Linked DNA regions of Homo sapiens: region 1 is linked to region 2. Evidence: read pairs that join two places in POLR2A ChIA-PET (ENCODE). Cell type or tissue: Panc1. All regions are shown on one strand. Links, peaks and the distances in the headings refer to the core of each region. The heading gives the core; the rest is flanking DNA. Region 1 overlaps CASZ1 (castor zinc finger 1). Region 2 has its middle 37 kb from the start of CASZ1.

Region 1 (11,340 bases), core at 2,129-10,128, 58 kb before region 2:
GTACGGAGGGGTTGCTGGGGTCCCAGCCAACTGGGCCCCTAGCTGCGGGGTGGTGAAAGGAGCCAGCAGTGCGGTCACAGGCCCCCTCTGTCCTGCATGCTCCCACTGCCCAGATGCCCTGCACCTAGGAGCCCCGAGCCCACAGAAGATGCTGGGCCTGCAATTTTCCAGCAGCTAGGCCACCAGTGGGACCCAGCTTCCTCCCAGCCCCACCCCATCAGTTCCTGACAGGTTTCTCTGCAGTTTTGCAATCATCACCTAGGTCTACATCTTAAAGAAGGCAGTAGGCCAGGGGGCCATCTGCAAAGTCAACCCATGCCTCTTTTACCTCGGATCACCCTTTCCCACTCCCTTCCAGAAGAGCCAGTGCTTTCAGGATAACGAGGAACACAGGGCCAGCAACCCAAGCCCCAGTCCCGCTGTCTGCCATGGCACGTGCAAGGAGAGACGTGCTTTTCCCAGGAGGGGCGGTCATTGCCCCCAAGCATCTCCTCCTGGGATTGCATCTAGGTTCAGAACAAGGGGGACAAAGACAATTCCCTTGAAAGGTCAGAGATGAAGGCAGAAGCCCCAGCAAGTACTGAGCCCAGCTAGAAATGGAGGCAGGGAAAGTTCCCAGTTGCGCCTGCTTTTTCTCCATAGCGCCAAGCTGGGGGTGCGGGACAGGGAGCAACCGCCCCACTTGGTCTGGCTTCTATGGCAGCTTGTTTTTCCCTTGAGAGGCACAGATTGTTCTGGTTTCAGGCAGGTTGGGGAGGTGGGGGCGGGGGTGGCGGCAGGATAAATGTCCTTACTTAGAAGTTTTTATTATTATTATTATTATGGATTTTTGGTTCCCCGCTGTCTGCAGTTCTGTGTCATTTCCAATCTACCTTCAGTTTCCCTTGGATTTATATATTTATTTTTTGGGGTTGGTTTCGGGTACTTCTAGTCTATCAAACAATCAGCCCTGTGAGGTACGCTGGGTGTTTCCAGAAATTACATCACAAAAAATCATGCAATTAAAGTGTAAGGGAAAAAAAAACATAGCTGTTGCTTAATTTTGTATTTTAATTAGCGACTTATTGTAAACGTAGACTTTTAAAATGGAGGCACCTAAGCAAAGCCAGTAAACAAGTTTTTCTAATGAATTAATTTCACCTCTTTCCTCCTCCTCCTCCTCCTCCTCCTCTTCCTCCTCCTCCTCACCAGCCCAACTGTCACCCTCCAGATTTTCTCTGTCCCCTTATTTTCTATTCCACTTCTTGATCTTTGCCAAACACATATGAGAAAAAGAACACCCCTGAAATAAAATTGGGGATGCTGGCACCCAGGACTCCCCCTGGAACCCGCTTCCAGCCTTGATGGTGAGGATGCTGACTGAGGACCCGGCATGAAGTTGGCTGCTGCAGCCCCTTGTCCCGTCCCAGCCCAGTTAGCTGCTGCCAAGCCCCTCTCGGCCGGCCCCCAGGGAACTCCCCACTCCTGTCTGTGCCCTGATCTCAGCAAAAGACAGAGACAAACCGGGAGCGGCACTGACTGCCAAGGCAACAGTGAGAGGGTGGAGCCACGTGACACCTGGGGGGAGCCTGCAGGAACAAGGTGAGGAGACCTGGAGAGAAAGGAAGGCTTGGGCTGTTGTGAAACCTAAGACACCTCTGGTTGCCTGGAGGAAGGAGGAGAAGGGGCATGGGTGGGAGAAAGAAGAGGCAGTCTGGAGCTAGGGAGAGAGAAGCCGAAATTAGAAGGGTCTGCCCAGGCCACATTGCAGCTGGGAGAAAGAACACATCCATCAGTCCCAGGCACCCCCAGAGGGCTAGACCCAGGCCGCCACCATTGGCCACATGCCCCCATTGGTCTAGAGTTCTGCTCCTTCCCCCATAGAAACTTCCCAGCTTCAGGAGAGGAAGCAGATTGGCCTCTTTCAGCCTTGTTTCTGCGGGGGAAGGCTGAGGATCAGGAGCAGGGTGTCCCTGCTCTCTGCCTAGTCCTGCCATCCTGGAAAGGGCAGACACATATCCAGATATTCTACCACATGGAAGACTCTGGGAAGCTGTCTCTGCCACACATGAAGAATGGATACCACTGGGTGTCTCCAAGTCCCTGTTCACTGGAGGAGCATGCAGGCCCTCCTGTGACCCCAGAAGCTCGGCCAGTTTAACGAGGGCAGGGTGTCCACCTGAGTGCCAGACAGGTGCATGGCTCCTCCCTAAAGCTGTCATCTCCTAAGCCAATGCAGAGACACCATAAAGGAACAGGTTTGCTTCACAGACTCTCTCCCAGGGCAGAACCCCACGCTGGCCACTTTTACTCTGAGCATGAAGAGCTGTATGGGTGGGCTCAGTAAGGGCTGCTCCTGGCCTGCTCCCTCCCACCTCCTCCCCCTCGCCTCTGACTTGAAGCCCAATCTGGGACCTCCGCCTGCCATGACAGCAGGTGGCCCCATGACCACATGGTGGAGGATGGGGGCTCCCGAAGGCTCTAGAACACCTGGTGGCAGAATCCTGGCCCCCACTCACTAAGATTCCCAAGGAAAGGAAGGAGGGGAGGAAGGAAGGACCACAGAGAGGAAGGGGCTGGGTGCCCGTGTCATCGAGCACCGGTGGGAACCCAGACCCAAGCCCACGACAGATCCTGCTGGGTACAGCTTCAATCAGAAAGGAAAGCTCTCATCAAACATAGGCTGGGCAGGGATGTGGGCACTGAGATTAGGGATTTGGAAAACCATCTGAGGAACCTGGCCCTGGGAAGACAGCAGCAGGATTTAATACCTTATCCCAGCTGTCTGGTAAACACCCTGAACCATCCCCACACTCCGTTAGGCAGCCTCGGATCTTCAGGTGTGCCGGCTACGGGCAGGTAGAGACAGACGTGGGCAGAGACAGGAAGGGAGGGAGTGTGGGCTGGGGGAGGGGGCGGGGGTGGAGCTGGCCTGGGAGGGATTGGATGGGTGGCAGCCAAGCCAGACAGTCAGCGAGACAGCTGACAGGTGCAGGACAGTGGGACCCGGGAAGGAAATGGGCGAGCGGGGGTTCCGAATCCTCAGGGGTCTCACGCACCCCGGGGACTGAACATGGTGAGGGGAAGGGTCAAAGTCTTGGGGGCAGAAGGCCTCGGCCTTCTAGCTTCTCAGCATACTTGGCCGGGGGAACGCATGGACCAGGCAACGGGCTCCCCCAAACCAAGCAGGACAAGGCAGCAGGTGGGGGTTCCAGCTTCCAGGGCCTGCTGTGGTCAGACCAGACAGCAGTCTGTGTGTGTGCTTGTGAGGCACCCTGTCCCCAGCTCACACACACACATCCTATGCCAAAAAGAAAACCAAAGCACTCAAAATGGAGCGTCCTTCTAGTCTGGGCTGGGGCTGATATGCGCTGAGAAGAGGCCGCAGGGTGGGAGCAGCCCTGTCGCTGCTCAGAGGGGCCTCACCTCTCCAGAGATGGGTTGGGGAGAGTTCAGAGCAGACGAGTAGACAAAGAAGTGTCTGAAGGTCCTGGCAGCTCCCTGTGGTGGTCCGGAGCAAACCTCCTTAACTCTGATCCCAGCACAGAGGTGGGACCTGAGGGAGTGGGCAGGTGCCTGCACAGAGGCCAGGTGCTCCTGGGGTCCTCCACCGCCAGGCCCACAAGGGGCACTGCACTAATCCTCTTTTCCCATTTCCGTCTGCTTGTGGATGTAATTAGAGTTTTGGGTGGAAATCCACCCGGAGTGCACCCTCCCACCTGACACCGTCGCTAAATCCTTGGATACACACGGTATATCTCCTGACTCTCGGAGAATCGGGAACCATTTCAAAAGCTAAACAATCTACCCCTTTTAAATGTTCTCAACTCTGACTGCTTTCGGCAGCACACTGTCAAATCTGCCCTGGCCTTGGCCAGGGCCAAGTTCAGGGCCTCCCTCTCTGTCCCTGAGATTAGGGATTTGGAAAAAGTCCCACCACCAGGGCCTCCTGTGTAGTCTACAGAGGAAAAGAAGAGGTTGCTGGCCTGTTGCGGGGCTGGGTTTAGAGTCCTTTGCCTTCTGCACATTCTTTAAGCCCCGTGATCCCAAGAAATCCCATCCATAGCCCCCCCGATCCAAAAGGATCACCAGGAGATCCAGATGGAGCATTTTTCTGCTCTATTAACAACCACACAGAGCTCTGGCCCCACTGCTGGAGACTGGCCTGACTCTTGGGTATCTCCCACCACCTGAGTCAACGCGGACCCCTCTCTTCCCCAAGTGTGACCCTGTAGGCCTAGAGGAACCACCAGGAGAGGCTGGAGGCTTGAGCCCTCCCTCCTCTGTCCCAGCGCCAAGTTCCCTGCAACCCACAAGCACAGTCCTGACACTCAGAGCTCCCGCGGTCTTACAGACAAGGGAATGAATCCCCACGTGTCTCCTGCAACCATCTCTGTTCCAGCTTCTCTTCCAGACTCCTCCAGTCTCTCTACTCTGGCCCTGCCAGAATCAACAGTTTAAATCTCTGCATTAAACACACACACACAACACCCCAACAAGGGAGACAGAATACACCGAGAAAACCTCACCAGACCTAGGGTTGGGGCTGGAAACCGGCGACACTGGCTCACCATTTCCCCCGCACCAGGCAGTCGGCCAGAAAACCCTGGGCAATACACACGGCAGACTCCGCCAGACATTAGAACACTTGTTCGGTTCCCTACCCTTTGGAAGCCAGGCCCCCAGTGCATCGCTTTGGGCCATTGCTGCCGATAATTTTTCAGAGATAAACAAACCGGTTTGGATAAAACAAGATCCAACCTGAATTCTTCACCCAAAACTCAAAATGAAACTCTCCTATCACCCCTTTCATTCCCTTCTCCGCCTACCTATAACCATCATCCAGTTCCCTCAGGTTCAGACGACTTGATTTTTTTTTTTCTTTTAAAAATTCAGTTCTCTAGCTTTTGGATTCATGGACACTACAATGTCTGGGACCATTCGGCTCAATGTGAAGGCATGCGGGGGGATTGAGAAAGTCCCGGCCAAGTTTCTCCAGGATGCCTGGGTTGGAAGGGAGAGGGAGAAGGTGGGACCTCAGCTGGGCTGGTTTCTGGCCTAGGTCTTTTTCCCTGGTTCCTTTTTGGCTCAAAGTCTCTCCTCCATGCTCCGATGATCTCTTCAATCTTCAGCCCCTTTCAAGGGGACGGGTGTGAACGGGAGCAGAGCAGTTGGTCTACCTGCCCTCTCTAGGCACAGAGGGTAGGGTTGCTCAGTTACCCTTAGGGGTTCACCAGGTTAATAGAGGCCCGATGTCAGGACAAGAAGGAGGCCAAAGGGCCGAGAGGAAAGATGAAGCCCTGAGGTCTGTGGCCACGTGTGTCTCTCTGCCAGCTCTGTGTGTGACATGCCCTCCTACACCTAGACTCATTCATGCCTGACACACTCTCAACCAGCACCCCGTCCCACCCAATCAGGCCCCCAAGTACCCTCCCGCTGCAGCCTCTCCGTGTGATACTGTCTGCTTTCTGCCCTGAGCTCGTCTGGAACCTCTGTCAGGGCTCCCGCCTCCCAAGTCCCCATCAGTGGGGTCTGCTCGGTCCCTGTAGCTAATTTACACCCGTCAGGGTTTAAAATAGCAGAGGCATAAATGAAAAGTCCAATTTCTTCAAATTTGCATTGTAAAACCATCCTTCAACTTCCTTGAAATAAATTTTACTATTTTATTAGTGCAAACAAAATGGTAATAAAACACTAATACAGCGTCTTGTATCCAGGGGAAGAGCTAAAATTAACATAGAGCGAGCAGTGTTTGCTATTACATTCAATTACCTTTTTACTTGAGATTTACATTCTCATCCCCTTAATCTCCATAGTAGTGGCTTCAAAATCATTCCTCCCAGGCTCTGCCCTTCCCAAGCCCCCACAGCTGGAAGCCAGGCCTCCTGCCCAGATGGCGCTCACCCCGGGCATGGAGCCTGCCCCTTTCTCCACAGCTGCCTCTTGTCACAGGGTACCACTTCTCTCCCCTGCTTGTAATTGTCTCACGTCTTGGCCTCTCAGTACTCGGCAAGTTCACACCAGAGGGCTCTGACACGAGACACATCCAGACAGGCAGTGATCGATAAGCAGGTGCATGGGGCATGGGTTGGGGGCACTGCCCACCGAGCCTGCAAAGGCTCTCCCTGGTACCAGCTAGGGGCGGGAGCTCCTGGGAGTCCTGGGGAAACTGGCATCTCTGGTTTGACAGGTTGTGGGAGAGGGTTGGCTGCATGGCACAGCTGCGGACTCCAGACGGTGGCAAGAAGCTCCAGCCATCCTGAAGTAGGAAGGGGTGACGGCTCTATGGGGGCCAACCCTCTTGCTCATCTTGGGAGGTGGCTGCTTGCCAGCGATGGAGATGGGGCTAGAACCACCTCACCTTCTCACCATCCAGTGCTCTTTCTTCAACAGAAGCAGTCCCTAAAACCAGTCACCCCCAAACACAGCCCCACCATCTGATCCCCTAGGAGGGTCCCTTTACTTCCTGCAACTGGAGGAAGCATCATTCCATGTCTGGAACCGGCCAGCCTCACCCTGAGCCAGTGGGGAAGATGACCGTGTTTCCAAATGGCTCAAATACTGGGTCCTAGTTCCAGATCTGTCACTGACTAGCTGTAGGGCCTGCGGCACGAAGCAACCTCCCTCTGGGCCTCAGTTTCCCCACCTGTAAACCAGGACAATAACCTGTGAGCTGCCTTCTTCACAGGAAGGGTCATAATGATGGAACGATCACACAGGTGTCTCTGAGCCCACCCGAGCCTCGGAAGCTCAGCTGGGAATCTGTTCCTGAGGACAGGACAAGGACCGCAGGGTTGGGACCCCTATGAGGACCACGGAGAGGGGCGTCCGAGTCCTGGGCCAGGCCACCTCTGACCTCTGTGACTTCACCCTTCACCCACAAGCCTCCTTTCTCTTATTGGTCAAACCACCGCATCATTCCCACAAAATCCTCTGAGCTCATGCGGAAGGAAGAATTGCCATTCAGCCCCGGATCCGGCCAGAGCACAGTCTCACTCAGGGTAGGCCTGGGGCAGGGGACCAAGTGATACGCGAAAAACAGACGGAAGACCCCGTTAATTTTACTCTGCCCGGCTACTACAACGAGGGGGAAAGAAGCGACACACAAAAACACAACCACACACACAAACACAATCTCATACACAACCACTTACACTCATTTTCACACACAACCACACACCATCTCACACACAATCTCACACACACCATCTCATACAAAATCACACACAAAACCACATACCACGTTACAATCACACACAATCCCATACACACCCACTCACATAATCCACATAAAATCACACACAATCTTATATACAGCCACTGACACAATCCCACAACCACACACAATCTCACACACTCTCATATACAATGACTCACGATCTCACACAATCACACAATTTCACACAAAATCTCACACACAGGCACACACAGTCTTCCACACCATTTCACACTATGTCACAACCACATACAATCTCATACGCAATCGCATACACAATCTCATACAGTCTCATATACACTCACTCATACAATCTCACACACAATCACACACAATCATACAATTTCACGCAAAATCTCACACACACAATCTCATAGTCACACCATCTCACACAATCTCACAATCACAATTTCACACAAAATCTCAAACACAAGCACAATCTCATACTCCATCTCACACTATCTCACAATCTCGCACACAATCAGACACACTCTCACACACAACCACAATCACAATCTCATACACAATCACACAATCTCACACAGCATCTCCCACAAAAATCTCACAATCTCACACAATTCCACACAAAATGTCACACACAAGCACACACTCTCACACAACCACACACAATCTCACACTTCACCTCACACAATCTCATAAACAATCTCATACATGATCACTCATACAATCTCAGACACAATCTTACAATCACACACAACCACACACATCCTCATACAATCTCATACAGAATCACACAATCTCACATAGTCTCACAATCACAGTCTCAAACACAGTCACTCACACAATCTCAGACACGATCACACGCAAAACGATTTACACACGAACACAATCTCACACACACAAAACAACATATGATCTCACACACACCCATTCCCAACTCCCCTCTCGCGGTCTTTCTTCCTGAATCTGATTCCTAAAATGTCTTCCAGTGGACACGAGGAGGAGAGCTCCCATCCAAACTGTTCCCAGGCAAACGTGTCCTTGCTCTTGATCCGTGTGGAATTCCAAGTCCCCCTGGCAGAGAGCGGCTTCTGGGACTCTGGGAGGGAAGAATCTTCTTTAACCCCAGTGGAAGTGCAAGCAAAGGCGGTTGGCAGTTGGGCGTGACTGCCCAGAACACCAGGGACCCGCCTGGAGGTCTCTGCTCCCAGCCTGACCGCTGGCTGCAACCCTTTCTCCCTGGGCCCCTACATCCCACCTCCCATCACATCCTAGCCCAGAGGTGGGTATCACCAATAGCTCTCCTGGCCTGCAAACAAAAGGCCAAGACCACTGCAAGAAGCGAAGGAATCAACCCCACGAGCTAAATGTAGGGAGTTTGCTTTGGTTCACATTTATTTTTTCCTTCCCACTGGTGAAACAAAAGAAAGTTTGTTGTTGAGGTTCAAACATTTCTTGGGCCTTGTCCGAGTCTTACCTTGTTTTTCTTTTCCTTTCTGTCTCCCCCCCAGCCCCACCCCGTCTTCCCTGCCTCCCCACCTTGAATAAATAAAGCACCCGAAGCTGGCACCGGCTGGTGAGGAAAGTACAAACTATCTCATAATTTTATAATTTTTTTTTTTTTTTTTTTTTTAGCACACTGGCCTAGGGTTTTGGGCAAAGGACAAAAGCTATTGTTGCACAGCACAACACGAAGGCTGAGTCACCGATACGCCTCAGCTTCTCGAGATCTCATAGGTTTCTGTGGCTGGCACAGCCGGTGAGCTCAGCGCCCTGCGGGGGCCGTGGGTGCAGGCGCCCTCTCGCCTGGCGCTGCCCCGCCCCCTCCCCCTTGCCAGGGCTCCCTGCCGGGCCGACACGTTGGCTTTGTTGGTTTTTAATCATAGGGGGGGAATTTAAATAAAATGTTGTGAAATAAAAAACAAATCACCGTAGTCCCACCACCCTAACGCTATAATTTTCATTTTGGAGGATCACCTTTCAAGCGTTCTACAGAAGCATTTGGATTTTTATATAGTTTCTCTCGCAGCGTTCACAGCTCTTGGCATTTGGTATAGTTTTTCACTCATATAATAAACATTTTTCCATGTTTCGAAACCATCCTCGGGATGATAATTTGTACAGGTGACACCGTATTTATTCCGTCGTGATATTCCTGGGCAGACCCTATGAAGTGAGAAGGGGAGAACTCTCTCGGAATTGAATCGTTTATTTGCAAGATTCCAGCCAAGGTGGGGGCTTTGCCCGAGTGACCCAGATCACCTGGCCCTTGGGGATCTGGCCTGGGAGTGTGTACCTGGAAGAGGGGCAGAGGCTCCACCAACACCCCGCCCACCCTGAGCTGGGCCAGGAGTGCCCTGGCCCTTGTGCCCAGAGAGACACGGGTTCCAGCAGGAGCCCTCACCCTCACGGTGACCTTCACTCCCCACAAACTGCACTTCCTCCTTATAAAGCGCCCTGGCAGCAAAAGGCCCACGACAACGCTCTGCTCTCCATTTTTATATCTGAATATCTCAAAGCACTTAGCAAAGACTGTCATTTTCTCATTACCCCAAGGAGAGGAGGTCATTCGGGAAAATGGTACAAATATTCCCATTTGTCAAAAGCAAGAAGGAAGTGAGTTAAAAGGAAAATTCTGCCACTTAACTGAGCAAAAGCTACCCAGGAGAGAACACTGGGGTCTCGCCTGCCTCTCCATTCAGCCAGTTTGCCTTCTCCAGTGCAGTTTCAGGCACCTCATTACCAAAAAGATGGCTCAGAGCCAAAACCAGGTTTCCATTTTGCCAAGAATCAATCCCTCCCCGGTGGCCCCAGCTCAGGAGACCCTCCTACCTCATCCAAAGTCTCAATCAAAACCATATTCTTTTATGATTATAGTTATGTAAAATACATGTTTAATAAATATATACAGTCACCAAACGGGGGAAAAACACTAGACAGAAATACACCAGATACTAAACAATGTTGTCTCATGATAGTTAAGTTAGGGGTGCATTTTTTTCCCTTTGATCTATTTTCAAAAACTGTTTAAAATATGGTTCTATTTTTCCGGTGCATAGGGAAAAGCGTGCATTTCAGAGTCAGATCAACCAGCGTTGGAACCCTAGCTCTCCTTTAATGAGCTGAGTGAACTCAGGTAAGTGACTGAACCTCTCAGAGCCTCATTTCCTGCCAGGTACAATGGGAATCGAACCACTGCTTGCCTTGTGTCTTTCAATCCCACAAAGAGTCACAGCGCAGCATCTGACACACAATCGGCCCTCAGTAAATGTCTATTTCCTTTCTCTTTTAATAAAATAAGAATGTAAAATCAACTCAGCTTCCTTGCTGCCCCTTAGGGACAGAGGCAAGACCCTTCTCCTGCACCCCCTCTCCAACTTCATTCACATCCTTCACCTGTCTCCCCGCTCCCCTACTCGCCCCACCCCAACAAACCCCCAGGACACAGACCTCAGGATGCTGGTCCTGGCTCTCCTGTGACTTGCCTGGAGGGCGAGGAGGGGGCTCTGGGAGGAGAGAAGCTCCTCCTTCGACCTTCTCCACTAGCACAGGCCCAGGCCAGCCCCTCCAGGCAGCACACAGGCCTTGTGCAATGACTCGGAGGACATGCAGGGAGATCCCTGGGTTTGTGCCTTCTTGGCAGCTACCCTCTGGGAACAGGTGCCAGGCTGCAAAGGCCACCTGCTCCTGGGGAAGGGCAAGGGCCACACTCCCGTCTGCGAGGAGAAGCCAAGGAGAACCAAGATGGCGCCAGTGCTTGGGAGTCAGCTCCTCCCTGGGCAGGCAGTCCAGGCCAGCCCAGGGACTGCCACCTGCACGTCCAACAGCTCAGCCCTGGGCATTGCAAGCCTTTCCCTGCTCCCTCGAGGGCTCTGTACTGGGCGGACACGTTTGCCTTGCTATTGGCGAACATGCTCCAACAGACTTGTGGTGGCCACAGCCTCTGGGATGACGCTTCAGCCTGGCCTTGGGGGTCTCTGGAGCTCAAACACAGGGAGCCCTCTGCCTTACTGCCTTCATGATGACAGATGGGGAGGGTGGAGTAGAGACAGTACTAGTAGCAACGATAGCTACCCCTCATCACCATGTGCCAGGAGCCCTTCCAGCGTCATTTCATCTAATCCTCACAGCAACCCCAAGTGATAGGTGCTATCGTGAACCCTCTTTTACAAGTGAGAAAGCTG
Region 2 (11,340 bases), core at 2,167-10,166:
GACACACACATTTTCAGAGCCCACCGCCGTCTTTCATCCCAGCAGCCCCCGTGACAGACGCAGGTTTCTGGCTGTAAACCGTCCCTCCCTGCCCCCTTTCTTCTCCCCTCCCCGACCCTCTCCTCTGCAAGAGCTGTCCCCTCCAAAAGACCACTTGCGCCTCCCACCCCACTTCATAGCCCTTCTCTTCCACTGGTAAGTTTCAGTGTCTCTGAGGCTGCCGCCTCCGGAGGCCCCAGCCAGAGACTCCCCCAACATCTGGTCCTGAAGCGCTCAATCCATTTTCCTCCATCGCCAGACCCAGGGACGCTGACACTGCCCGCTGGGACAGTACCTCCCAAATCTAGCCTCAATCCTGCTTACAGCAGAACGGGTGGGGACCTCCTGTTTCTGTGGCGAGGCCCTCGGGGAGTGGGAAGCTTCTGACCTTCAGATCCATGACCAGGAAATGTTCAAAGGAGCTCATTCCCGGGGATCAAATCACCGGGAAACGACGTTTGCTTTTTAGAACCTTGATGTGTTTTCTAATTTCCCCGCAATGAACGTGTGCGTGTGTAATTTTTAAAATGGGAAAATTGGCAGGTGTGAGGATGAAGGAATGGAGGTGGCCGGAGCACCCCCCACCCCGTTGCCCAGGCCGCCCCTGCCTCTCCTGGACAAACTCCCTTCTCTCAGCCGTGCTTGGCCCCTGCAAGTCTCCTCAAGCCCAGGACCCAGCACACTCCACCCGCAAACTCCGGGGTTTTCACAGCAGCCCCTGCAAGGTTTTGTTTTGTTTTGTTTTGTTTTTTTATCATCCCTGTTTCTCTACTGGAAAATCGAGATTTATAGAGAGAAGAGGTCATTCAAGCCAGGCACAGTGGCTCACGCCTGTAATCCCAGCATTTTGCAAGGCCAACATGGGAGGATTGCTTGAGCCCAGGAGCTCGAGACCAGCTTGGGCAACATAGTGAAACCCTATTTCTGTAAAAACAAAAACAAACACAAAATTAGCGAGACATTGGTGGTAAGCAACTGTGGTCCCACCTAGTTAGGAGGCTGGGGCAGGAGGATGGCTTGAGCCTGGGAGGCTGAGGCTGAAGTGAGCCGTCATCATGTGCTGTCACTGCACTCCAGCCTGGGCAACACAGCCAGACCCTGTCTTTTAAAAAAAAAAAAGTCATTCAAGTCCTCGTGCTTAGTATATGGCAAAGCTATACTTGAAACCAACTCCCTCGAACTCACACCTATGTTTTTCCCGCTGTGTTGAACCCTCCCACCCGCCCGGACCAGCTGAGCTGAGACCCCCTCCGTAGACGGATCCAGAGACTGAGGAACCAGGAACTGAGACAACCTGGCAGGAGGGCCCAGAAGAGAAAAGCAGGAAAGGGGCAGCCTCGGACTGCCTGGCCAGGGAGGGTCAAAAGCCGGGAATGGTGTCAATGTCCAGAGTGAAGTAATTGGTTAAATAAAGTGTGGCACAGGGACTCTTATGTCGCCACTGAAAGCAGCTTTTAATGCTCCAGCACAGACAAGTATTCAACATACACTGTGAAGTGAGAAGGGCAGGTTTCAGAACAGTTTGAGGCACACAGCATGCCGTTTGTCATAAGGGAAAAAGATCTTTGTGCAGATATATGCACAGACCCTGTCACCCCTTTGCCCAGTGTTGGTGACGAGGAAAAAAGATTTGGGGACCTTTTTCTCTGTATTGTCTGAACCCTATACAACAAACATATGCATCTTTAATCCTCAGAGGGGAGAAACCCAACAAAGCTATTTTCATTTGGAAAACAGAAAAGGAAACGACCCAATGGGTGAGACAGGGGCAATGCTGGGTGGGGGCCCTATCCTTAGATCACTCACTCGCCGCCACCCTGGTCTTTTGTCCTCAGAGTGTTTCTCCAGGCAGCAGATACTTGTACATAGTTGGGAGGGTGTCACCTTGGAATTCACTCTCCCCAATGCCCCTGACAGCCCCACACCTCCCTGGCCCACCCGCCACCCACTCCGGGCGTGATCAAAGGCCAAAGTGAAAACGAGATCTGAAACTTCAGCCTGGAAAAGCGATGATGCGCTGATGCCGGATAAGGAAGGATCACCGCTCACCAGCTGGATGCCCCCCCACCCCGGCGCCGCCCCTTCCCCCTCGGTCACTTCCCAGCCTGCAGCTCAGATCCTGTTTGGGGGAGGGCGGCAGCTACCAGGGGGCATGGCCCCAGAAACCCTCTCCCACCCTCTGTCCTAGAGCATGTTGAGGGGCCTGCCCTCTACTCTCCCCTCTACTGGCCTGTGTTCCTTGGGATTCAGGCGGTGTCTCTAGCAGCATCTGTAACTCCTCTGGTAGAGTTAGCAAGTTCCCGGAGAGAGGTAACCCATTACACCAGCTGGATGGAGTGATCAGGTCAGCAGCTGATGGGCTGGGACCTGGGACAAGTCAATGTAATGGGAACCAGGTGGCAGCTCCTGGGGCAGGGGGCGCTGGGGGGCGAGAGGAACCCTAGGGAGTTAGGAGGGGAGCCGTGAAGACAACTCCACAAAGCATCGTGGGAAGATCATGAGCCCCGGCACCAGAGCAGCCCAGTTGGAACCCCAGCCCCTCCACCCCTAGCTCTGGAACCTTGGGCAAGCCACACAACCTCTCTGATCCTCCTTGTAATCACTTGTGTAATGGGAATAATAATAGCAACAGCAACAGCTTCACCCCACAAACGGAGGGGTTCAATTTAGTGTATGCAAAGCTGCTGGTAATTGCTAATGGCTCAATTAATGGCGGCTGTTACCATTGTCAAACTTACAGAGGAAGAGACAGGCGGCCTAGAAGAACCATAGACTTTGTCTAGGATAGGTGAGATCAGGGGCTGAGTAGTCAGTGTCATCCTGGCCCACCCAATGGCTGGAGGAGGGGATGAGGACAGGAAGAGGAAGGGGAAGGGGAGGCACTGGGAGATGACAGAGATAAATATATGTCATGATCTTGCCCCATCTGGGTCACTGGCTGCACCCCAGGGGTGATGACTCACCTGCTGAGAAGTTCCCCACCCAGAGACTGGTCCCACAGGCTGTGGCTCGGCCCCACGGGCACAGCAGGCATGCATCGGGGAGGCCCATGGAGCAATGCCCAGGGTTACCCATCTGCTTGAGGGCTCAGGTACCCCCCTTTGACCTCTTCACACCCCCGTCCAAGCTGCAACCTAGAACCAGCCAGCTGGCTCTCCTGAGGCAGGGCAGGCCCAGAGAGATCAAAGAATTTGCTGGGGCCAGACAGCAAGGCCCGTGAGGTTTCATCCCATTCAAACCCAGAGACGTCAAGTCACTTGCCAGAGGTCACACAGCTTGGATGTGACAGAGTGGGGAAGCCCAAAGCTTGCCTGTAACAGCAGGCTGCCCGGAGTCCAGCTGGAGACTGGCACTGGCGTGAGCCTCAAGCCTTTTAATCCTAAGATCTGACAGCTGGGCAGCGCCCCAGAAAAGTGGCACTGTGGGCCCAGTGGGCCCTGGGGTGCTCAGAGGGGGCTTCCCAGAGGCTCCTGAGGAGTAGACTCAGGGAGCGTTTCCACAGCAGGCCTTGCTCTCGGGAGTGAGATATGGGCACTCTCACCTGACCACATGCCCTTGGGGGCTGGTCTCAGTGCTGGGTTCCCCAGGGGACTCCCCTTCCACCAGGAACTCCTCCCCCTTGCGCTCCCATTAAACCCAGATTCCCATTAAACCCCTATTTTAAACTCTCTGGCCTCTTCCAGGCAGCCTCCCTGCACCACTGTGCCTCCCTGAGCCATCTGACCCTCCACCCCAGGGCCCTGAAATCAGCATCTCTGCCCTCTGTGTGGCTGGGTAACTTCTCTGGTCTTCTTTTGTCTTTTTCTTCTGTGTGTGTGAGCATCATGTTTATTTCTTTTCTTTTCTTTCCCTTTTTTTTTTTGAGACAGCATCTTGCTCCGTTGCCCAGGCTGGAGTGCAGTGGTGTGATCTTGGCTCACTGCAACCTCCTCCTCCTTGGTTCAAGGGATTCTCCTGCATCAGCCTCCCTAGTAGCTGGGACTACAGGTGCCCACCACCACGTCTGGCTAATTTTTGTACTTTTGGTAGAGACAGGGTTTTGCCATGTTGGCCAGGCTGCTCTCAAACTCCTGACCTCAAGTAATCTGCCCGCCTCAGCCTCCCAAAGTGCTGGGATTACAGGCGTGAGCCACCGCGCCTGGCCGCATCATGGTTATTTCTTCATGGGTTTATCATTATGTGTGATGTGAGCTTAGAGCCTAGCTCTAAGCTCCCCAAAGGTGGTGACCGTATAATCATTTCCCACCCCCATTACCTAGGACAGGACTCTGGCCACAGTGGAGGGTCAGAAGATTTCAGCACACTCAAGAATAGCAGGTAGCAAGGCACCCAAGGCAGCTTTGCTGTAAGTGAAATTGACTCTTGACTTGCTAACCCGATATACTCAGGGGTAAAATCCACTCTACAGAAAGTCTTTGCTTTAGAGAAAGTTGCTCACAGGGGTTCTTTAAACAGCCAGGTCTCTTGGTACCTGCAAGATAGATTTATTTACAGATTTCCAACTTGCCTGGTCTGCTTGGAGCATCATGGGCTGGGTCCATGGCAAGCCCAGGAAGCCCACGCACCTGTCTGCCCTGTCCGCCTTTTGTGTGGTATTGAAGGCCTTTCCCAATCGAGCCCCAGCCTGCCTTTCATAACAGAAATAAAAGCTGACAGTGATCCTACAGGTTAACATTGACTGAGTGCCTCATGCATGAGGTCACCTGGCAGATGGGGTCACTTCATTCATTCTCCAGGTAACTCTGAAATGGGGTGTCAACTGTCATCTTCACTTTAGAGAGAGTGACAGAAAATCCAGGAAGTCCCAGAAGGAATCTGGGATTTGAGCCAGGCTGACCACCTGGCCCTTTGGGGCAGCCTCCCTCTCCTGACAGGCCAGCCAGCCTCTCTCCAAGCCAACACTATCATTGCTGACCACAAACCTTTGCACCCACCGTCCCCCTGCCTGTCCCTGGGCCCAGCTCCTACTTACCTTTCCAGACTCAGCTCAAATATCACCTCAACTCCACCACACAGAATTCATCCTGATGGCTCTGAGTTCAAATCTCTGTGTGGTGCCAAGGACGTGGCCTTGGTATTGTCCATGTCTGTTCCTCCTGCTGAATCAGGAGGAGTCCCGAACACTCAATCAGGATGTACTAAAATCATTCACCCAGGCCGGGTGCGGTGGCTCACACCTGTAATCCCAGCACTTTGGGAGGCTGAGGCAGGAGAATCGCGTGAGTCCAGGAGTTCGAGACCAGCTCTGGCAACACAGTGAGACCCCCTTTCTATGAAAAATTTACATATTAGCTGGATGTGGTGGTGCATGTTTGTAGTCCCAGCTACTTGGGAGGCTGAGGCGAGGGGATTGCTTGAGCCTGGGAGGTCGAGGCTGCAGTGAGCCATGATCATGCCACTGCACTCCTGCCTGGGTGACTGAGCAAGACCCTGTCTCAAAAAATAAACAAATAAAATAATTCACCTACTCAACTGATATTTATTGAACACCTACTATGTGCCAGGCATTGGGGTAAACAGGGTGGATAAGGCCTGAGCTCGCAGGGCACAAATCCAAGAGGGAGACACAGCAATACCCATGTCGGCTGACACATGAACAAGCTAATTTCAGACAGTGATAAATTGTATGAAGAAACAAAGTGAAGTTCTAGAGAGAACCTGAGCTGATAGGACTCTGGCTTTCACCAAAGCGAGTCGAGTCCTTCTCCCAGCCTGACCTGGCTTTCTCTCAAGACCAGCACATTTGTTACTCACTCATTCACTCACTCATTCATCCACTCATTCACTCGTTCATTCATTCACTCATTCACTCACTCATTCATTCATTCACCCATTCATTCACTCACTCATTTGCTCACTCATTCATTCACCCATTCATTCACTCATTCAATCATTTGTTCACTCATTCACTCATTCATTCACTCATTTACTTATTCATTCATTCATTCACTCACTCATTCACCCATTCACTCACTCATTCACCTATTCACTCACTCATTCACTCACTCATTCACCCATTCATTCACTCATTCACTCATTCATTCACCCATTCATTCACTCACTCATTCACTCACTCATTCACTCATTCACTCACTCATTCATTCACTCACTCACTCGCTCACTTATTCATTCACTCATTTACTCATTCATTCATTCACTCATTCACTGAGCACCCACGGTGCCAGGTGCTATCCTCCAACACCCTGGGGTCCCTGGGGAAGACAAACCTGCTCTGAGTGCCAGTGAATCCAGGGAGACTGAGGCTAGAGCAGGGAAGGAGGGGAACACGGGCGGGGGGGGGTGGCACTGCATGGTATAGAGCATTTCCACCCCCTCTGATCAGTCATGCTTCCTAATTCAATAAGGTGAGAAGAAGCATAATTTGATCATATTTGTTTTGCATCACTGCAAAAACAGAAAATGAAGGGCTGCAGAACCGCACCAATTTACTTCATCCGACCTTGATTAAAAGAAAATTAATTGTCGCATCTCTCAGGATATCACAGGCAGCAGCCAATGGCTCTCCAGGATACCACAAAGAGAGGGAAAGGGAGCGCAAGACGCCCCATGCCCTTTTCTCTAACCACTTCCAGCCCGGCTGGCAGCAGAGACAGTGGAGCTGCCAAGGCCTCGCATTGCAGAGGAGGCTGGTGGCGGATGGGAGATGGGACCACTGAGCCCCTGAGCCCCACCCACTCTGAGTTGCATTTCCCCCACCCACCACCCACTCCCCAGAGAGGGTTCTGAAGGCTGGATCCCCATCCCAGAGCCCAATACAGCTTTGCAGAAGCCCTCAGGGGGCTCTCCTCCCTTTCCAGGGCTGGCAGCTGCCCTGCGGAAGAGCCCCAGAAAGATGCCCCCAAAAGATCCAGGTCCCCTCCAGTTTGCTCGACCTCACCACTGGCTCCGCAGCCCCAGCTCTAAGATAAAAGAAGGAGGGGAAAGAGGGGAAGGAGGGGGCTTGGCGCTGCCCGGGTGAGCCAGGGCGGGGGGTGACAGTGGGGAGAGCAGCTCATGAAAAGTTAATGCCCCCTTGCAGGTTGTTGATTTTTGTTTGTTTTTCTCTTTTTGCCAGAAGAGAAGCCTCTTTCATTAGCCCAGACTGTCATTACCCGGCATTAAATTTTCATAGAGCGGGCGGGAGGCCGGGCAAGGGGAGGCGGGCAGGGGGGCAGGCTGGGGGCTCCCTGGGCTGGGCCTGCCGGGGGCTGAGACTAGCTCCCCTGGGCCCCCGTCTGCACACTGCGAGGTCTCAATAAGAAGAGCCGGCTTTCTCCATCGCCCACTATGGGCTAAGCGTGGCCCACGGACTCAAGCCTTTGATCCTCTTATGCTCCTATGGTGTGGGTTCTGTGATCACCCCCATTTTACAGATGAGAAACTGAGGCTCAGAGAGCTTGTGGCTCTTGTCCGTCACAGCCAGAAAGTGGTAGCACCACTGACTTCCAAAACATGCCCTCCTCACCAAGGCTGAGAGGCCGAGGGAGGCACAGGGGAGGTGGTGGGGGCTGGAGGGGCCGGGGAGGCAGCCCCAGACAGGCAGGAGTTCGGGGTGCCTTCGGGGGTGCTTTCCCTTGGGGAGAAGCAGGAGTCCGGACCCCCAGCCCCACTCGCAGGAGGCAGTGGGCGGCTCCTCTCAGCCAGGCGGGTGAGGGTCTGTGCCGGCGGGGCATGCGACCCGCCAGGCAGGTGTCGGAGCCCTCACAATGGTGCACCTGGCGTGGGCGTCAGGCCTGCCCATTCAGCCCGGAACAATCACTGCTCTGCAGCCGCCGGCCCAGCGGCCTCCAGGGGCGGGAGGACCGCGGGCGGCAGAGCGGCAGATGGGCCTCGGGTGTCAAGTTTCCAGCTGGAGGAGGGGGCGGGTAGCCCGGGAAGGGGAGGGGGAAGAATCAGGCTCCTCCCCGCTCCCAGTGGCCCCTCCCAGCCTTGGGTTTCGGAGCAGGGTTGGGCAGACTGTCTGCCCACCACCACTGCCACCTAGAGCAGGCCAGAGGGGGAACAAAGGCCTCAGGCCAGGGCTGGGCTGAGGGTGAGGGGCTTGCTGTGGGCTTCTCGCGGGGCTGATGAATCCTGAGCTCGCAGCAGCTGGCAGAGTCTCTCTGGGCTTCAGTTTTCTCGTCTGTGAAACGGGTGTCCATTCACTAAATACTGAGCATCTGTTCCGTGCCAGGCACCGCTCTGGGCACCAGAATAGCAGCAGTGAGCAAACTGGAAGCAAATCCCTGTTCTCGCTGCACTCAAGTCCTAGTGCAAAAGACAGACAAGAATCAAGATTAAGTAATGGGCCGGGCACGGTGGCTCAAGCCTGTAATCCCAGCACTTTGGGAGGCCGAGGCAGGTGGATCACTTGAGGTCAGGAGTTTGAGACCAGCCTGGCCAACGTGGTGAAACCCCGTCTTTACTAAAAATACAAAAAAATTAGCCAGGCCTGGTGGCGGGCACCTGTAATCCCAGCTGCTAGGGAGGCTGAGGCAGGAGAATCGCTTGAACTCAGGCAGTGGAGATTGCAGTGAGCCGAGATCACACCACTGCACTCCAGTCTGGGTGACAGAGTGAGACTCCATCTCAAGTAAATAAATAAATAAATAAAATAAAGGAATGGCACACATAATCGCTCAGCTAGGAGCAGCGGGCCCGCAGAGGAGGAAGCTGGGCGAAGGAGTTGCGACCTGGGATAGGAGGTCCGTTCCAGAAGGAGGTGGGGCACAAGCCAGGCCAATCTGGGGAAAAGCATTCCAGCCAGAGGGAGCAGCAGGTGGAAGATTAGTGGTCCTACCCTGTAGGGTTTGCCTGGAGCTAGAGGAGGGGACACAGGTGAAACACCTAGAGCCCGGCTCACCGGCTCACCGTCATGCTCCCGATGTGAGGCAGTGACCTCAAGTCTATGGTGGTTTGTTTGTCTGTCCACCCCTGTAACCCCTGAGCCCCTGAGAGCTGGCATCATCAGCCCATCTCTGCCAGGACCTGGTGGGTGAGTAAAATGCCTTGCAGTTTGGAAATCTTCCTAGTCATTCTCAGCTGAGCTTCAAGGGACCAAGGGCCTGTGGGGACAGAGACAGGAGGATCTGAGAAGGGATGGGGGAGAGTCCAACCCTCTTATGTTACCGAGAGGGAACCAAGGCCCAGAGAAGGCTTTTGGAGAAGCCCCTGCTCATCCCCGGCCTTGGTGATTGCATCTGTGCAGTGGGGGTGGGGCTCTAGCGGGTGTGGAGTGCCAGCCGCTGCAGAGGTGGAAGGCATCCCCTGTCCACGGAGGGGAGGGGCCAGCCTCAGAGATCAAGTGGGCAGAGTCTTCCCAAGGGCGTGGACGCACACAGCCATGCGCACAGCAGGGAGGCAGACAGGGAGCAAAGAGGCCAGAGCAGGCAGCTGCTTAGTTCTGAAGCTCCACTGCTACTGTCCTGCTTCTGGAGGTGAATAGATGTCAAGAAGCCTGTGGGGGCTGAGCCTGGTGGCTCACGCCTGTAATCCCAGCACTTTGGGAGGCTGAGGCAGTAGGATCACTTGAGCCCAGATAGTGGAGGCTGCAGTGAGCTATGACTGCACCACTGCACTTCAGCCTGGGCAACAGAGTGAGACCCTGTCTCAAACAAAACAAAACAAAACAAAGAAGAAGAAGAGGAAGAAGCCTGTGGGCTCTTCCCTAGACCAGGACGGGGGTAGCAGCTGGAAGGAGGTGGACTCATGGACCTTGGACGGGCCTTGGCGTTACAGAGATCTGGGTTCAAACCCAGGCTCTGCCTCACACTAGTGTCTGACCCCAGCCATTCATTCATATGACTTCGCCAGGCCTCGGTTTCCTCATCTATAAAATGGAAAGAATAATAGCAAGAGCCCTGGCTTCATGGGGTTGTTGGGATGGGACTATGCCCCAGGACCCAGCCTAGCCCGGGCACAGGGTCGGAGCTAGAGACAAACACTGTTGTGGGTGCTCAATGGGCTAAGAAGGAGCATCTCGCCTGCAGGAACGGTTGCAGGGAGGCAGCTGAGGCTTGAAGCGTTTAGGGGATGCACCTAAGCTCACACTGCTAGTGAGAAAAAGAGCCAGGATTTGCACTCAGGTCATCCTCCTTCCTGGGCTCTTAGCAGCCTCTGGTGCACAGTGGTGGGAGGGAAGGCCAAGGGAAATCAGTGATGTGGCTCAGGGGCACTGAGGCCACTCCCAGGTCCCTCCCAGGCACCGCTGGCCCCCCAAGGGACCCCCACCAGTGGGTTCAGGGCCTGACAGTGCCCGCCTTACTCCTGTTGGCGGCACCAAAAGGCGGCAGATGAGGGATGAGGGGACCTGGCTCCCCCTTCCAGTCACTCCTGAGCTTGGCTGGGTTCCTTCCCTCCGGTCCCCCACTTGCTCTTCTAGGAACAAAGGCAGCACGGGCACATCCCCACTTCCTGGCGGTGTTGATTTTCTAATTCTCTACCCCTCAATTACCGCTTCCTGAGGGAGGCATTACCCTGGGAGCAGCCGCCTGCCTGGCCCAGAGGCTGCAGAGGGCGTTTGTGGTAGGGCGTCCCCATCCTTCAGGGAAGCCCACAGGGGGCCTGGCTGGGCCCTGGGCACTGGCCCCTTGGAAGTGCCTCAGGAAGTGCACCAGCCTCCAGGAAGTGTGCTTTCCAGTTGGGGCGCTCCATGGCCCTGCCCCTGCACCCCTTCAGGATCCTGGTCCCTTGGCCCAGACAGCCGCACGTCCACAGGCTCCCACACGGTCAAGGCCAAGCAAGGGCAGGCATGCGTGTGGGTGTATGTTAACCCTTGTAAGTGATTCATGTGTGTGAGCCAGCATGCAAAGGTGTAAGTGCATACGAATGTAGAAAACGAGAATGTGGATGTGTATATGTGACTGCGTGTGTAACGGTGCATGTGTGCAAAGCTGAATGTGGCAGGTGTCTGTGCACACATGTGTGGGTCAGTAATGAAAATGACTGCATGAAGGAGTGTGCAGGTGCGTGCAGGTGTGTGCGGTGTGAATAGGTTTGTGCGTATTTGTGCATGGGTAAGTGTGTTTTGGACTGAAAATGAGTGTGCAAGAGTGTGACTGAGTGTAAGTGTGAGTGTGGACAGGGCCAACTGAGGCCAGGGTAGGGGAAGGGGACCCCTGACTCCCAAGCACGGAGGCTGCTGGGTCTGGCAGTGCAGAGAGGACTGGGGGGATGGTGGATGGCCCCAGCCCAGCACTGCAAGAACCTCAGACCTCCAGCCCGCTTCCTGCTGGACGGGAGCTCGCATCCTCCCTGTCAAAAGGAAGGAAGTGCTCACCTAGGGCAGGTGGTCCGGCTGGCAGCAGATGCAAAAAGACTGAG

What was found. Peaks named below come from ENCODE experiments on the same cell type or tissue, not always from the same donor. Only the 100,000 strongest peaks of a DNase experiment are listed, where the experiment ranks them.
Region 1: POLR2A ChIA-PET joins it to region 2 with 5 read pairs; 4 of 35 experiments call an interaction of 5 or more read pairs at or near these places.

Annotation. Positions count from the first base shown.
Region 1 is chr1:10,770,513-10,781,852 of GRCh38, forward strand. The region is part of intron 1 of CASZ1 (castor zinc finger 1); the gene reads right to left. Among named protein-coding and RNA genes, the nearest start is that of CASZ1, 20 kb to the right of the region's middle. In Panc1, for the core only: no CTCF peak of the experiment used is centred there; a DNase peak (open chromatin) is centred at 8,899; H3K4me3 peaks cover 1,614 bases; H3K27ac peaks cover 3,064 bases.
Region 2 is chr1:10,828,189-10,839,528 of GRCh38, forward strand. No RefSeq gene overlaps it. Among named protein-coding and RNA genes, the nearest start is that of CASZ1, 37 kb to the left of the region's middle. RefSeq lists an enhancer at 9,958-10,565. In Panc1, for the core only: no CTCF peak of the experiment used is centred there; a DNase peak (open chromatin) is centred at 5,793.